Linked DNA regions of Homo sapiens: region 2 is linked to region 1. Evidence: read pairs that join two places in POLR2A ChIA-PET (ENCODE). Cell type or tissue: Panc1. All regions are shown on one strand.

Region 1 (8,000 bases):
TATACAGAATTCTTTACATAACTCTCATTTCAGAACATCAGTATTTTATGGAGCCTAGTTTTTGAAAATGCTAAACTAATATCTGGAAAGAAATACTGATATTTAAATCCTAGGTGCTTGTCATCTACTCAGACAGATGATGAAGCAGCTAACCTTCATTTGTGTAGACTTGGCACTATCATTATTCAAAGAACAGCAGACATTGGTTCTGTGCCTTAAACCGTGAAAATTTAAACCCACTTTCTTCCCCCCCCGCCCCCGCTTTTTTTTTTTTTTTTACTCCGTTCCCCAGGCTGGAGTGCAGTGACGCGATCACAGTCCACTACAGCCTCAACCTCCTAGGCTCAAGTGATCCTCCCACCTCAGCCTCCCAAGTAGCTAGGACTACAGGTGTGCACCACCACACCCTGGCTAATTTTTGTATTTTTTGTAGAGATGGGGTCTCATTATGTTGCCCAGGCTTGTCTCAAACTCCTGGGTGCAAGTGATCCTCCTGCTTCAGCCTTGAAAAGTGCTGGGTTTAAAGGTGTGAGACACCACACCCATCCTAAACCCACTTTTTATTTTTATTTTAAAAGTACTATTCAGATTATACGTGTTCTTTATAACAATGAAAAGTCAGTGCATTCTATACTTTAAGAGGGTAATTCTTAAGTAAATTGTTTTACAGATGCTAGATAAGTATCTTTGTCAAATAATAGTCTCAGAAGAGTATTTAATGAGATGGGAGCATTCTCAAATTATACTGAGAAGTAGCCTGGGCGTGATGGCTCATGCCTGTAATCCCACCACTTTGGGAGGCTGAGGCGGGTGGATCACTTGAGGTCAGGAGTTCGAGACTAGCCTGGCCAACATGGTGAAACCTTGTCTCCACTAAAAATACAAAAATTAGCTGGGTAAGGTGGCAGGCACCTGTAATCCCAGCTACTCGGGAGGCTGAGGCAGGAGAATCTCATGAATCCGGGAGGTGGAGGTTGCAGTGAGTGGAGATCATGCCATTACATTCCAGCCTGGCAACAGAGTGAGACTCTGTCTAAAAAAAAAAAAAAAAAAAAAAATTTATTGAGAAGGCCACAAAACAGAATAAACTGTATTATCTCTATATTGTAAAACCAGCCAATGAAAAGCAAAAACAAAAACTAACAAATGGGGCCAGGCATGGTGAATCACACCTATGATCCCAGCACTTTAGAAGGCTGAGGCAGGAGGACTGCTTGAGGTCAGGAGTGCAAGATCAGCCTAGCCAACGTAGCAAGACCCTGTCTCTAGAAAACAATTAAAAAATTATCCAGACATGGTGGCACGCACCTGTAGTCCCAGCTACTGAAGGCTGAGGCAGAAGGATCACTTGAATCCAGAAGTTTGAGGCTGCAGTGAGCCGTGATAGCACAACTGCACTGCAGCCTGGGCCACAAAGCAAGATCCTGTGTCAAAACCACAACAAAACTAACAAACAAAACCAGAAAAGACCAGAAGAAACAGAAACACAAAGTGTTAACCTTATTATAAATAAATCAATTGAAACAAAAAATATTATCTCGTTCCAATATACATGCTGCTGCAGTGCAACTGTCTTATTTTTTGTCTTATGCGTCTCGTGTTTGGGAAACCAAATTCAGAAGAAATCTTAAGATCTGGATGTGGCTTTTACCTGTGTCAGTAATTCATGTAGAGAAGTCATGTAGGTCTTTGGTTTCCAAGCTTCTACAGCTTTAACTCTGGAAGATACGTCATGTACTCTGTTCTAACATGGGAGGCGCTGAGGATGATAGCTACTCTGTGTCCCTGGCTATGTCCTGAAGCTTAACTGATTTTTGACTTCAAAGTGGTCTCATTCTTGTGAACAAGTACTTAAACAATGATTATAGGAGGGTACTGGGAAATCACTTTTTTGGGGGCTTTGGTAAATTTTTTTATTTTTATTTTTTTGATGCGGAGTCTCGCTCCCTCGCCCAGGCTGGAGTGCAGTGGTGCGATCTCAGCTCACTGCAAGCTCCGCCTCCCGGGTTCACGCCATTCTCCTGCCTCAGCCTCCCGAGTTGGGACTACAGGTGCCCACCACCACGCCCAGCTAATTTTTTGTATTTTTAGTAGAGATGGGGTTTCACCGTGTTAGGCAGGATGGTCTCGATCTCCTGACCCCGTGATCCGCCCGCCTCGGCCTCCCAAAGTGCTGGGATTACAGGCGTGAGCCACCGCGCCTGGCGGTAAATGTTTAATCAACGTGCGCAGGCACCACTAGGCCTATAACTTCCAATTCACGGCTCAGCTCACAGAGTCTATTTTCCTCCCACGGTGTCCTAAAGAAAATGGGTTTACTGTGACCTCCTCATTCTTTTTGATTCTCCTCGTTGATCTCCTCCTTGAAATGCTGACCTCATTTGGCTTGTCTCCAGGCTTGTCCCAGCCTCTCCCTCTGTTCTTGTCCTGGGTATCTTCTAGATGTTGGTATTCCCCAGGGCTCCATTCTCTATGCTCCTCTCTCACTCCCTGAGTGAGTCTTCACACCAAGAATCCCACTCCATGGGCTTCCAGTCATTCACTTTCCCTTCCCTGCTCTGAAAGGGAAGGGGAACTAGATTCACAGTGCTTACCTAAGCAATTGGCACAATGTTACTCAAGGTGTCATGGAGAAGAATAAATATAGTGAAAGATAAAACATTTTATTTCACTAATCTTAATTTATTAGATGATAATTCTGTACCCCAAGTTTCAGTAAGAAAACAGAATTTCCTTCCTCGTGTTATAAAAGCAAAAGCAATTCATGATATTTTCTCTCTCGAAGCCCTTCCTCCCTGACAGTCTTTGTCTACCACCCACTAATAAATTGTACTTAAATGTTCCAACATATGTTTCTACTTCATTAACAATTTTTCTCTAAATTTTGTTCCTTTGTTCCTTCACCCATCATGTACCATCTGTACCATACTGATTTGTATGTGCATTACTTAGTAAAACTAATGCTTAAGTAGTCTATCTACTCAAAAGTGTAAGGCACTGGCCAGGTGCAGTGGCTTACACCTGTAATCCCAGCACTTTGGGAGGCCAAAGCAGGCAGATCACCTGCGGTCTGGAGTTCAAGACCAGCCTGGCCAACATGGTGAAACCTTGTCTCTACTAAAAATACAAAAATTAGCTGGGTGTGGTGGCGCACGCCTGTAGTCCCAGCTACTCGGGAGGCTGAGGCAGGAGAATGGCTTGAACTCAGGAGGCGGAGGTTGCAGCCAAGATCATGCCACTGCACTCTAGCCTGGTCAACTCTGTCCCAAAAAAAAAAAAAAAAAAAAAAAAAAAAAAAAAAAGGGTAAGGCACTAAAGGTAGTGTGTTCTTTGTTTTTGTCTTTCTACCATTTATAACCTTGCACCAATGCCTGGCCTACACATAGTAATCTGTCAGTATGTGCCAGTCAATGGATTTAATGGGTTGACAGTAATTTAACGTAATCCAGTTTAGATAAATACCACCAAATATTTCTAAAATGTATACAGTTTAATTTGTACATTTTTCTAAGATAGACTTTTATTCTGAGAAATTAATTGTTGGGATGAGACATGGAAGAGACTACCGAATAGTTCCTCTGCTAAGGAGTAAATTATTATTTTTCAAGTTCAGTTTCTCAACAGTTTCCTGTTCACGCATCCCACCACTTCTCCAACTGCAACTAGTAGTATCCTCCTTAAAATGCTGTCATAGAGGTATCAACTGCTTGCCAGCACAGTGAGGAAAAGATCAGATGATTTACAGCAGTGGTCCCCAGTCTTTTTGGCACCAGGGACTAGTTTCATGGGAGACAACTTTTCTATGGATCCAGGGGAGGGAGTGCTCCCCCTATGAGGATGATTCAAGTGCATTACATTTATTGTGCACTTTCTTTCTATTATTATTACATTGTAATATATAATGAAACAGTTCTACAACTCACCATAATGTAGAATCAGTGGGAGCCCTGAGCTTGTTTTCCTGCAACTAGACAGTCCTATGTGGGGACAGTGATGGGAGGCAGTGACAGATCATCAGGCATTAGATTCTCATAAGGAACATGCAACCCAGATCCCTCAATGTGCAGCTCAGAATAAGGCTTGAGGTCCTATGAGAATCTAATGCCGGGTGAAGCTTGGGTGGTAATGTGGGCACTAGGGATTGGCTGTAAATACAGATGAAGCTTTGCTGGCTTGCCTGCCACCCACTTCTGTGCTGTGTGGCCAGTTACACATTACACATTTACAATAAATGTGTAAATCCCAATACATTTACACATTTATTGTGTAAATCCTAAGGTTATAGAAAACCTAAACCTTAGGATTTACACAATAAATGTGTAAAGACATTCTATTTAGATTACATAGAAAATCTAAAATGTATTGTGTGACATCTTTTTTAAATCCCAATACTGCTGCAACTACAATTCTCAGATAGTCCCATTTGTTTAAATCACGCATTTTCTTTCTTTTTTTTGAGGCAGAGTCTCACTCTGTCGCCCAGGCTGGAGTGCAGTGGCACAATCTTGGCTCACTTCAAGCTCCGCCTCCCGGGTCCACACCATTCTCCTACCTCAGCCTCCCAAGTAGCTGGGATTACAGGCGCCCACCACCATGCCCAGCTAATTTTTTGTATTGAATCATGCATTTTTCATTTCTTTTTTGTTGTTGTTGTTAAACTTCATATTGAAGATAAAGTTAAACTGAAATAACTTTGAGTCCATCCTGCTACTGTTTGCTAAGATTGATAATTTGCCCTTTATTCTCTTAAGGTACAGATATATTGTTTCTAAATATATTCTGAATGATTTTATTTTATGTGAAAAATAGTTCTTAAAGATTATGTACAGACCTCCATGCACAAATTACTCAGTAAGGAAATCAGTACTTCAGATATTGTTTCTGTGACACCTTAGTAAATATATTGAAAGGCAACTGTAATATTTTCTTTCCAACATTTCCTAGATGAAAAAAACAACATACTATAAAGGGCTTCCAGTGTTTGTTTACCTAAATGTTATGGTGGAAGAATTGTTTGCAGTCATTTCTTTATGTAGCTTATTATGAAAGTAAAAAGCAGGAAGTTAAGAGAAATGATTAGAAATGATTACTTCAAGTGATAATGTATTCAGTATTCATACTTTTGCAGAATGCTTTAAATTATTGCACTACATCACTTTTTAATGTAGAGATCATTGTGCATTTACATGGTTTAAAGATATTAATTTCACATTTTCCCAATTAAATACAAATACAGTACCTCACTTTATTATTAGTCCCGTGAGGATGTAGAGACCATATCTTGTTTATTATTGTTTCTCCAACACAAACTGTCTTGCCTTAGCTCTTAGTAAACATTTGATAAATATTTGTTGAATGCTTGAAGAAATGAGGAATCCGGACTCCTGCTACCAAAACCAGTATTATGATTTTTAATCTTGTTGTCCCATCAAAGAGAGTTTAACTCTTTGCATCACTGTCCATTCTGGCTGTCATTCTTTCCTGCCTGGCTCAGAAAAAGACAGCCCTAAAATTAACCCATTTAAATGATTCTTTGCTTTTAGTATACAAACATGCCCACATCTCTCCTACTTTCAAAAACAATGAAACCCTTGACTTCAAATAGCTACCCCTTTCTCTCTCTCTTTGCCCTTCATTACCAACCCTCTTAAACATCTCTTTCTTCGATTCTAGTTCGCACTTCACTTCAATCTGGGACTGCACTCTGGAATCAGATACCAGGGATTTCTTTTTTTGCTTTTTTTTTTTTTTTTTGAAATGGAGTTGTGCTCTTGTTGCCCAGGTTGGAGTGCAATGGCGCGATCTTGGCTCATTGCAACCTCCGCCTCCTTGGTTCAAGGTATTTTTCTGCCTCAGCCTCCTGAGTAGCTGGGATTACAGGCATGTGCCACCACGCCCAGCTAATTTTATATTTTTAGTAGAGACAGGGTTTCTCCGTGTTGGTCAGGCTAGTCTTGTACTCCCCACCTCAGGTAATCTGTCCGCTTCAGCCTCCCAAAGTGCTGGGATTACAGGTGTGAGCCACTGTGTCTGGCCAGATAGATACTAGGGATACTAAGCACTGCCTCTTATCAGCTTCCTGGCCATAAGCCAGTCACACAACCTCTCTAAACCCAACAGGAAATACCTAACAGGGCTGTCACGAAAATTGAGATAATGCATTTAAAGTATTTCTGCATCACCTAGTACATACTAGGTGTTCCATAAATGGTAGCTATTCTTCCTGTTGACTGAAAGCATAATAGGAGCTCAGAGATGAGAAAGACTGGGGGAGGCTTATTTTGCATTTACCTAACTGCTCACCGATGCTTCAGATTAGGAAATTAGGGCCCAGAGAGTTTAAGTAGTCAATGTTTCATGGGGGAGGTGATATTTGAGCTGGATTTTGAAGAATAATAACAATATCTTACATCTATTGAGGGTTCACTGTGGGCCAGGGATGATTCTAAGTGCTTTACATGGTTTGTTTTACTTAGTGTCCAAAACATTCCTGTGAAATAGGATTTCGGTAGACAGTCTGAGGCAGGACAGGGAGGACAGACTGAAAAGAATCAATACAGCTGGGCGGGGCGCAGTGGCTCACTCCTGTAATCCCAGCACTTTGGGAGGCTGAGGCGGGTGGATCACGAGGTCAGGAGATCGAGACCATCCTGGCTAACACAGTGAAACCCCATCTCTACTAAAAATTAAAAAAAAAATTAGCCGGGCGTGGTGGCAGGTGCCTGTAGTCCCAGCTACTCAGGAGGCTGAGGCAGAAGAATGGCGTGAACCTGGGAGGCGGAGGTTGCAGTGAGCCGAGATTGCGCCACTGCACTCCAGCCTGGGCGACAGAGCGAGACTCTGTTTCAAAAAAAAAAAAAAAAAAAATCAATATGGCTGGGCACGATGGTTCATGCCTGTCATCCCAGCACTTTGGGAGGACGAGGTGGGTGGATCACCTGAGATCAGGAGTTTGAGACCAGCCTGGCCAACATATGGTGAAACCCTGTCCTTACTAAAAAAAATACAAAAATTAGCCGGGCGTGATGGCGCACACTTGTAATCCCAGCTACTTGTGAAGCTGAGGTAGGAGAATCACTTGAACCCGGGAGGTGGAGGTTGCAGTGAGCCGAGATCACGCCACTGCACTCCAGCCTGGGCAACAGAGCAAGACTCCATCTCTCAAAATAAAATAAATAAATAAATAAATAATCAAAAGAATGAATAAAAACCTGGAGGCAGGAAAGACACGCTGATTTTTTTTCTTTTTTTAAGATGGAGTTTCGCTCTTATTGCCCAGCCCGGAGTGCAATGGTGCAATCTCGGCTCACTGCAACCTCCACCTCCCGGGTTAAAGCGATTCTCCTGCCTCAGCCTCCTGAGTAGCTGGGATTACAGGCGTGCACCACCATGCCTGGCTAATTTTTTGTATTTTTAGTAGAGATAGGGTTTCATCATGTTGGCCAGGCTGGTCGTGAACTCCTGACCTCAGGTGATCCACTCTCCTCGGCCTCCCAAAGTACTGGGATTACAGGCATGAGCCACCGCACCCAGCCGACATGCTGATTTCTGAAGATGGTGATGAGACTGCTAGCTAGAGTGAAAAGCTTGTCTTAAGCAATAATGACAAACGATGTTGGACAGAGTGGGGCAAAATTACAGGAGGTCTTGACAACCAAACACTCGAAAATTTGGCTTTATCTAATGGGCAAAACAAGAGCAGTTATAAAGATATGACTTGGGGAAGGGAAGATACAGAATGAAGTACAGTTTTTGGCACACTGACTTGGTGACATGCATTGTGAGGCCCCAGGGACCCAGAGCCTCTGCTTCCACTTTTGGTTACCACTAGCCACCAACAGAAGAGTACCAGCACAGTTTCCTATAAAGTGAGGGCTTTAAAAAGGTTTATTGAGGGAATGAGTAAATAAAGGATGGACTGAATAAATAAAGGATGAATGGGAGGCTGTTTCTAGGGGTGAAGTGATCAGAGTTGGGACTATGTTTAAGACAATGGAAAT
Region 2 (8,000 bases), 220 kb after region 1:
AAAGCCCTAACTTCTCCCTGAGATGGAAAGTTCCCTTGTTATGGGCATTACTCACAGCTGGTCCCTCTGGCCTATGTGCTGATGACATCAATGCTCAAGGCCATAGTGTGAGCGGTTTTCTCCAGGTGGGTTTTTGGAAAATCTGTGCATAATGACCTGCTAAACAATGACTCTCCAAAAATAGTGATTCATGAATGTGGCCATTTAAGAATCAGAGTCCTAGCTTGGCACGGTGGCTCACACCTGTAATCTCAGCATTTTGGGAGGCCAAGGCAAGAGGATGACCAGGAGTTCAAGACCAGCCTGGGCAATAAAGAGAGACTCCTTCTCTACCAAAAAAATACAAAAATTAGCTGGGTATGGTAGTGTGTTCCTGTAGTCCCAGCTACTTGGGAGACTGAGGTAGTAAGCTATGGAGTTTGAGCCCAGGAGTTTGAGGCTGCAGTGAGCTATGATTGTGTCACTGCACTGTAGCTCAGGCGGCAGAGTGAGTTTCTGTCTCTAAAAAAAAAAAAAAAGAGAGAATCAGTCCAGGCATGGTGGCTCATGCCTGTAATCTCAGCGCTTTGGGAGGCCAAGGCAGGAGGATCGCCTGAGTCCAGGAGTTTGAGACCAGCCTGGGCAATATAGCCAGTGTGGTGATGTTGCCTCTAGTCCCAGCTACTCAGGAGGCTGAGGTGGAAGGATGGCTTCAGCCCAGGAAGTCAAGGCTGCAGTGAACCCTGATGGAGCCACTGCACTCCAGCCCAGGTGACAGAGTGAGACCCTGTGTCAAAAAAAAAAAAAAAAAAGGCTGGTTCTGGTGGCTCACGCCTGTAATCCCAGCACTTCTGGAGGCCAAGGTGGGTGGATCACCTGGGGTCAGGAGTTCAAGACCAGCCTGGCCAACATGGTGAAACCCCATCTCTACTAAAAATACAAAAATTAGCTGGGCATGGTGGTGGGCATCTGTAATCTCAGCTACTTGGGAGGCTGAGGCAGGAGAATCACTTGAACCTGGGGGATGGAGGTCGTGCCACTGCACTCCAGCCTGGGTGACAGAGCGAGACTCCATCTCAAAAAAACAAACAAGCAAACAAACAAACAAAAAGCAAAACAAAAAAGAGAGAGAATCAGAGTCCCATCTGGACATAGAGGAATCCACTTACTCCACCTCTCCGGCTTGAAGGGAAAAGCTAAGCGTGGGAGTTTGCAGAATGACAATAAAGGGCGCAGCACAACTTGGAGCTACACGCAAAAGTGAGCATGATGTCACTGTCTCCTCCTTGAAACATTTCTTCTGTTTCCATGAGTGTGAAGGTATTGGGAAATATTTAAGATAAGTGCTGTTGTCTGGGGCTCCAGGACCTCTGGGGCTCCGGGACGTCTGTGCCTCCCGACAGAGATGAAGGCATGGAGGCCAACCCCGGCATGTGCCCATCGCAGGGTGGCTTCCTAGTTTTGTTTGTTCATTTCACCCCCACTTACTTCCCAGTCCTTCTTCCTTTCCAGGCTTCTCATGAAAAACACAGCCATCCCTAAGGACCCCAGAGGCCCTGCACCTTGGCTGTGCATCTGCCCCTGAAAAAATTCTGCAGCCACAGAAACAAATGCAATTTTCTTGTCTCAGGTCACCTTCAGTTAAGCTTGAATCAGCCAGCCCAAGTGACCGGCTATGACATTCATTTCCCTCTTAGATCTCTGCTCCTCCTAAACAATAAAGCTTCAAGGTGCCAACAAGGAAGACTGAATTTTATTCTGTCAGATTGAGTGGTAGCCAACTGATGACCTCACTCAATTTCAGGCTTCCCAGTTATCAAACAGGACTTGCATAAGCACCGATGATCTGAAATTAAGTTTACTGGAGAAGGAGTACAAAGAGCTACTAAGTACCGTGAAGCTCTTGTTAGTTATTGAGTAGTAATAGGAATCAGTAGAATCCCCATTCATTTGTATCTCTTCTCGTAATAAGCATCAATTGAGCACCCACTGCATGCAGGGCCCTCTGCTTGTCACCCATGGGGGTACACAGACACAATCTCTACCCTTCCAGAATTTAGCACCTTAAAACCAGCCAAGTGGAGTGCTGGAAACGAGGGGCAAAAGGTGTCCTCAGTGGTGCGCTAAGTTGGTTCTGAGCAATGTGTCACAGTGCAAACCAAAAATAAAATTCTAAAGCCCACTAACCATCTGAATGGATCCCTCCTTTCAGCCAATGGCATTTGAAAGTTCACCTGAAAAAACTAGTTCAGGCCATGATGGAAGGGGGCGTTGGACATGCCTCATGATCCCCTCCTGTCTTTGGAATTCAGGAAAAGCTGACCAACATTAACATTAACACAGACCTTAAGTCTGATAAGAAACATTTACAATCTATTCTCTCTGAAGCCTACTACCCAGAGGCTTCATCCGCATGATAAAAACTTGGTGTCTACAACCCCTTTTCGTAACCCAAACATTCCTTTCTGTTGATAATAACTTTTTCAACCAATTGCCAAACAGAACATTTTAAAATCTATCTATGACCTGGAAGCTGCCCCATCTTTAAGTTGTCCCGCCCTTCCAGATGGAACCAATACACATCTTAGACATATTGATTAATGTCTCGTGTCTCCATCAAATGTATAAAAGCAAGCTATGCCCCGACCTTGTTGGGCACATGTCACCAGGACCCCCTGAGGTGTGTCATGGGTGCATCCTTAACCTTGGCAAGATAAGCTTTCTAAATTGACTGAGTCCTGTCTCAGATGCTTCTGGGTTCATAACGGATACCCCATACCTACATTTTGAATAAACAAGCAAGACTGATGATGGCTGGGTGTGGCGGCTCAAGTCTGTAATCCAAGCACTTTGGGAGGCTGAGGTAGGTGGATCACTTGAGGCCAGGAGTTTGAGACTGGCCTGGTCAACATGGCGAAACCCTATGGCGAAACCCTATCTCTACAAAAAAAAAAAAAAAAAAAAAATGAGCTGAGCATGGTGGCGCATGCCTGTAGTCCCAGCTACTTGGGAGGCTGAGATGGGAGGATTGTTTCAGCCCAGGAGATGAAGGTTGCAGTGAGCCCTAGTTGCGCCTTTGCACTCCAGCCTGGGTGACAGAGTGAGATCCCATCTCAAAAAAAGAATGATGCTGACCACAGCTGGTTTTGCTCACATGTCTCTTTAGTCATCGGAGAGGCCAGGCCCTGGCCAACCCCCAGTCCTCCCGCTGGACTTAATGCATGTGGGCAGTTTGGTTTCTGCCAAAGGCCAACAGGGTTCACCTCAGGTCTGTTAGTGGCACTTTGGGGCTTTAAGTGCAGTCATTTTTAATTCATGAAATTCAAAGGAGACACTGAATGAGTTGGCTCTCCAGCCCTTAACAGGCTGGCCTGAGCATTTTGGGGCGGAAGCATTTTGTAAGGGATTGGAGAAGCCACGCCTTGACCCAGGCAGGGAAAAGGATGACTCAGCCTGAGCCACTGAGGTTGGGCAGGAAACAGCTGATTCTCCTGCTGTGGTGCTAGGCAGGACTGCCTCCCCGCGGGGAGCGGCAGGGGGGTGGGCAGGGGAACAGGTTGCCTTGGGAATCTGGAGTGACTTTAACTGGCAGCTCTTTTTCTTCTCTTCCTTGGGTTATTCCTGGGGATTTGGGGAAAGAGTTGAGCAACAGGCTGGGTTAAAGGAGACAAAATAGAAAGGAAATGAGGAGCTCTGCAAGGCCATCCCTCGAAATAGGCCAGCAAATTCAACTCTTGGAGCCTCTTAGGGAGTCAGGTGGAACCAGGAGGAGCACAAAACACAGGAGAGATCCTTAACACACTGTAAAACGTGAATGTGTTTTTTTGCACCTGGCAAGAAGCCCCCAAAGCTGTACTCTTCAAGGAACTGCCAGCAGCCTGCAGAGATGGTCTTGCGTAGCTTCTGTCAGTCAAGAAAAATGATGAGACAAGTCTCATTTTAGGAGGTTTATTTGCCAAAGCTAAGGACGCACACTGTGACACAGCCTCAGGAGGTCCTGATGACATGTGTCCAAGGTGGGTCGGGGCACAGCTTGGTTTTACACATTTAGGGAGACATGAGACATCAATCAATATATTTAAGAAGTACATTGGTTTGTCCAAAAAGGTGGGTGCCAGGCCTCTGAGCCCAAGCTAAGCCATCATATCCCCTGTAACCTGCATGTATACATCCAGATGGCCTGAAGCAACTGAAGATTCACAAAAGAAGTGAAAATAGCCTTAACTGATGACATTCCACCATTGTGATTTGTTCCTGCCCTACCCTTACTGATACATACATTCTGCCCCACCCTTAAGAAGGTAATTTGTAATATTCTCCCCTAGCCCTTAAGAAGGTACTTTGTATGCCTATCCCAAACCTATAAGAACTAATGATAATCCCACCACCCTTTGCTGACTCCTTTTTTGGACTCAGCCTGCCTGCACCCAGGTGAAATATACAGCCTTGTTGCTCACACAAAGCCTGTTGGTGGACTCTCTTCACACGGACCCGCGTGACATTTGGTGCCGAAGACCCGGGACAGGAGGACTCCTTCGGGAGACCGGTCCCCTGTCCTCGCCCTCACTCCCTAGGGAGATCCACCTACGACCTCAGGTCCTCAGCCCAACCAGCCCAAGGAACATCTCACCAATTTCAAATCTGGTAAGCGGTGTTTTCACTCGTCTTCAGCCTCTCTTGCTACCCTTCAATCTTCCTCTCTCGCTACCCTTCAATCTCCCTGTCCTTCCAATTCCAGTTATTTTCCCTCTCTAGTAGAGACAAAGGAGACACATTTTATCCGTGGACCCGAAACTCCGGCGCCGGTCACGGACTCGGGAAGACAGTCTTCCCTTGGTGTTTAATCACTGCGGGGACGCCTGCCTGATTATTCACCCACATTTCATTGGTGTCTGATCACCACGGGGACGCCTGCCTTGGTCATTCACCCACATTCCCTTGGTGGCAAGTCAATTGCGGGGACGCCTGCTTTGGCTGCTCACCCACCCCCTTCTCTGTGTCTCTACCTTTCTCTTTAAACTTACCTCCTTCACTATGGGCAACCTTCCGCCCTCCATTTCCCCTTCTTCTCCCTTAGCCTGTGTGAAAAGCTCCCAATGTGACTTGTCTCAAATCTTTCTTCTTTCTTTCCTGTCTGTTCGTTCAGTTTCCACCCGAAGCTCTGAGTCCTTTGAATCCTTCTTTTCTACGGACTCATCCGACCTCTCCCCTTCTCCCCAGGCTGCTCCTCGCCAGGCCTAGCCAGGTCCCAATTCTTCCTCAGCCTCTGCTCCCCCTCCCTATAATCTTTCTATTATCTCCCCTCCTCATACCTGGTCTGGCCTACAGTTTTGTTGCGCGACTAGCCCTCCTCCACCTGCCCAACAATTTCCTCTTAAGGAGGTGGCTGGAGCTAAAGGCATAGTCAAGGTTAATGCTCCTTTTTTCTTTTTCTGACCTCTCCCAGATCAGTTAGCATTTAGGCTCTTTTTCATCAAATATACAAACCCAGCCCAGTTCATGGCCCGTTTGGCAACAACCCTTAGACACTTTACTGTCCTAGACACCAGAGGAAGGCTGTCTTATTCTCAATATACATTTTATTACCCAATCCACTCCCAACATTAGAACAAGTGCCAAAAATTAGATTCCGGCCCTCAAACCCCACAACAGGACATAATTAACCTCACCTTCAAGGTGTACAATAATAGAGTAGAGGCAGCCAAGTAGCCACGTATTTCTGAGTTGCAATTACTTGCCTCCACTGTGAGAGAAACTCCAGCCACATCTCCAGCACACAAGAATTCCAAAACGTCTGAACCGCAGTGGCCAGCTGTTCCTCCAGGACCGCCTCCCCCAGGATCTTGCTTCAAGTGCTGGAAATCTGGCCACTAGGCCAAGGAATGTCTGCAGCCCGGGATTCCTCCTAAGCCATGTCCCATCTGTGCAGGACCCCACTGGAAATCCGACTGTCCAACCCCACAGCCACTCCCAGAGCCCCTGGAACTCTGGCCCAAGGCTCTCTGACTGACTCCCTCCCAGATCTTCTCGGCTTAGCAGCTGAAGACTGACACTGCCTGATTGCCTTGGAAGACTATAGGACCATCACAGATGCTTTGCGTAACTCTTACAGTGGAGGGTAAGTGGGTCCCCTTCTTAATCAATACGGAGGCTACCCACTCCACATTACCTTCTTTTCAAGGGCCTGTTTCCCTTGCCCCCCATAACTGTTGTGGGTATTGACGGCCAAGCTTCACAACCCCTTAAAACTCCCCCACTCTGGTGCCAACTTGGACAACATTCTTTTATGCACTCTTTTTTAGTTATCCCCATCTGCCCAGTTCCCTTATTAGGTGGAGACATTTTAACTACATTATCTGCTTCCCTGATTATTCCTGGGCTACAACCACACCTCATTGCTGCCTTTTCTCCCAGTTCAAAGCCTCCTTCACATCCTCTCCTTGTATCTCCCCACCTTAATCCACAAGTATAGGACACTTCTACTCCTCCTTGACGATCGATCATGCACCCCTTACCATCCCATTAAAACCTAATCACCCTTACCCTGCTCAATGCCAATATCCCATCCCACAGTATGCTTTAAAAGGATTAAAGCCTGTTATCACTTGCCTATTACAGCATGGCCTTTTAAAGCCTATAAACTCTCCTTACAATTCCCCCATTTTACCTGACCAAAAACCAGACAAGTCTTACAGCTTAGTTCAGGATCTGTGCCTTATCAACCAAATTGTCTGGCTTATCCACCCCTTGGTGCCAAACCCATATACTCTCCTATCCTCAATACCTCCCTCCACAACCCAGTCTAGATAAACCTAGCTGACCCCATAAATCCTAAATCCTTTCCCCACTCCCCTTTCCATTCCTTAAAAAACAGCCCTAAAAGCTGCTCCCACACTAGCTTTCCCTAACTCATCCCAACCCTTTTTATTACACACAGCCGAAGTACAGGGCTGTGCGGTCAGAATTCTTACACAAGAGCCGGGACCGTGCCCTGTAGCCTTTCTGTCCAAACAACTTGACCTAACTGATTTAGCATAGCCCTCATGTCTGTGTGTGGCAGCTGCCGCTGCTTTAATAATTTTAGAGGCCCTCAAAATCACAAGCTATGCTCCACTTAACTCTCTACAGTTCCCATAACTTTCAAAATCTATTTTCCTCCTCACACTTGATGCATATACTTTCTGCCCCCTAGCACCTTCAGCTATATACTCAGTCTTTGTTGAGTCTCCCACAATTACCATTGTTCCTGGCCCAGACTTCAATCCGGCCTCCCACATTATTCTGGATACCACACCTGACCCCCATGACTGTATCTCTCTGATCCACCTGACATTCACTCCATTTCCCCATATTTCCTTCTTTCCTGTTCCTCACCCTGATCACACTTGGTTTATTGATGGCAGTTCCACCAGGCCTAATTGCCACTCACCAGCAAAGGCAGGCTATGCTATAGTATCTTACATGTCTATCATTGAGGCTACTGCTCTGCCCCCCTCCACTACCTCTCAGTAAGCCAAACTCATTGCCTTAACTGGGGCCATCACTCTTGCAAAGGGACTACGCATCAATATTTATACTGACTCTAAATATGCCTTGCATATCCTGCACCATCATGCTGTTATATGGGCAGAAATAAATTTCCTCACTATGCAAGGGTCCTCCATCATCAATGCCTTTTTAATAAAAACTCTTTTCAAAGCCGCTTTACTTCCAAAGGAAGCTGGAGTCATTCACTGCAAGGGCCATCAAAAGGCATCAGATCTCATCACTCAGGGCAACACTTATGCTGATAAGGTAGCTAAAGAAGCAGCTAGCTTCCAACTTCTGTCCCTCATGACCAGTTTTTCTCCTTCTCATTGGTCACTCCTCTTTACTCTCCCACTGAAGTTTCCACCTATCAATCTCTTCCCACACAAGGCAAATGGTTCTTGAACCAAGGAAAATATCTCCTTCCAGCCTCACAGGCCCATTCTATTCTGTTGTCATTTCATAACCTCTTCCATGTAGGTTACAAGCCGTTC

The links. Peaks named below come from ENCODE experiments on the same cell type or tissue, not always from the same donor. Only the 100,000 strongest peaks of a DNase experiment are listed, where the experiment ranks them.
Region 2: POLR2A ChIA-PET joins it to region 1 with 10 read pairs; 2 of 35 experiments call an interaction of 5 or more read pairs at or near these places.

Annotation. Positions count from the first base shown.
Region 1 is chr10:32,350,910-32,358,909 of GRCh38, reverse strand. All of the region lies in intron 1 of EPC1-AS1 (EPC1 antisense RNA 1), which reads right to left. It also overlaps a transcript of EPC1 not described here. Among named protein-coding and RNA genes, the nearest start is that of EPC1-AS1, 7.5 kb to the right of the region's middle. In Panc1, no CTCF peak of the experiment used is centred here; no DNase peak of the experiment used is centred here.
Region 2 is chr10:32,134,944-32,142,943 of GRCh38, reverse strand. No RefSeq gene overlaps it. Among named protein-coding and RNA genes, the nearest start is that of KIF5B, 83 kb to the right of the region's middle. RefSeq lists an enhancer at 2,978-3,707. In Panc1, no CTCF peak of the experiment used is centred here; a DNase peak (open chromatin) is centred at 3,355.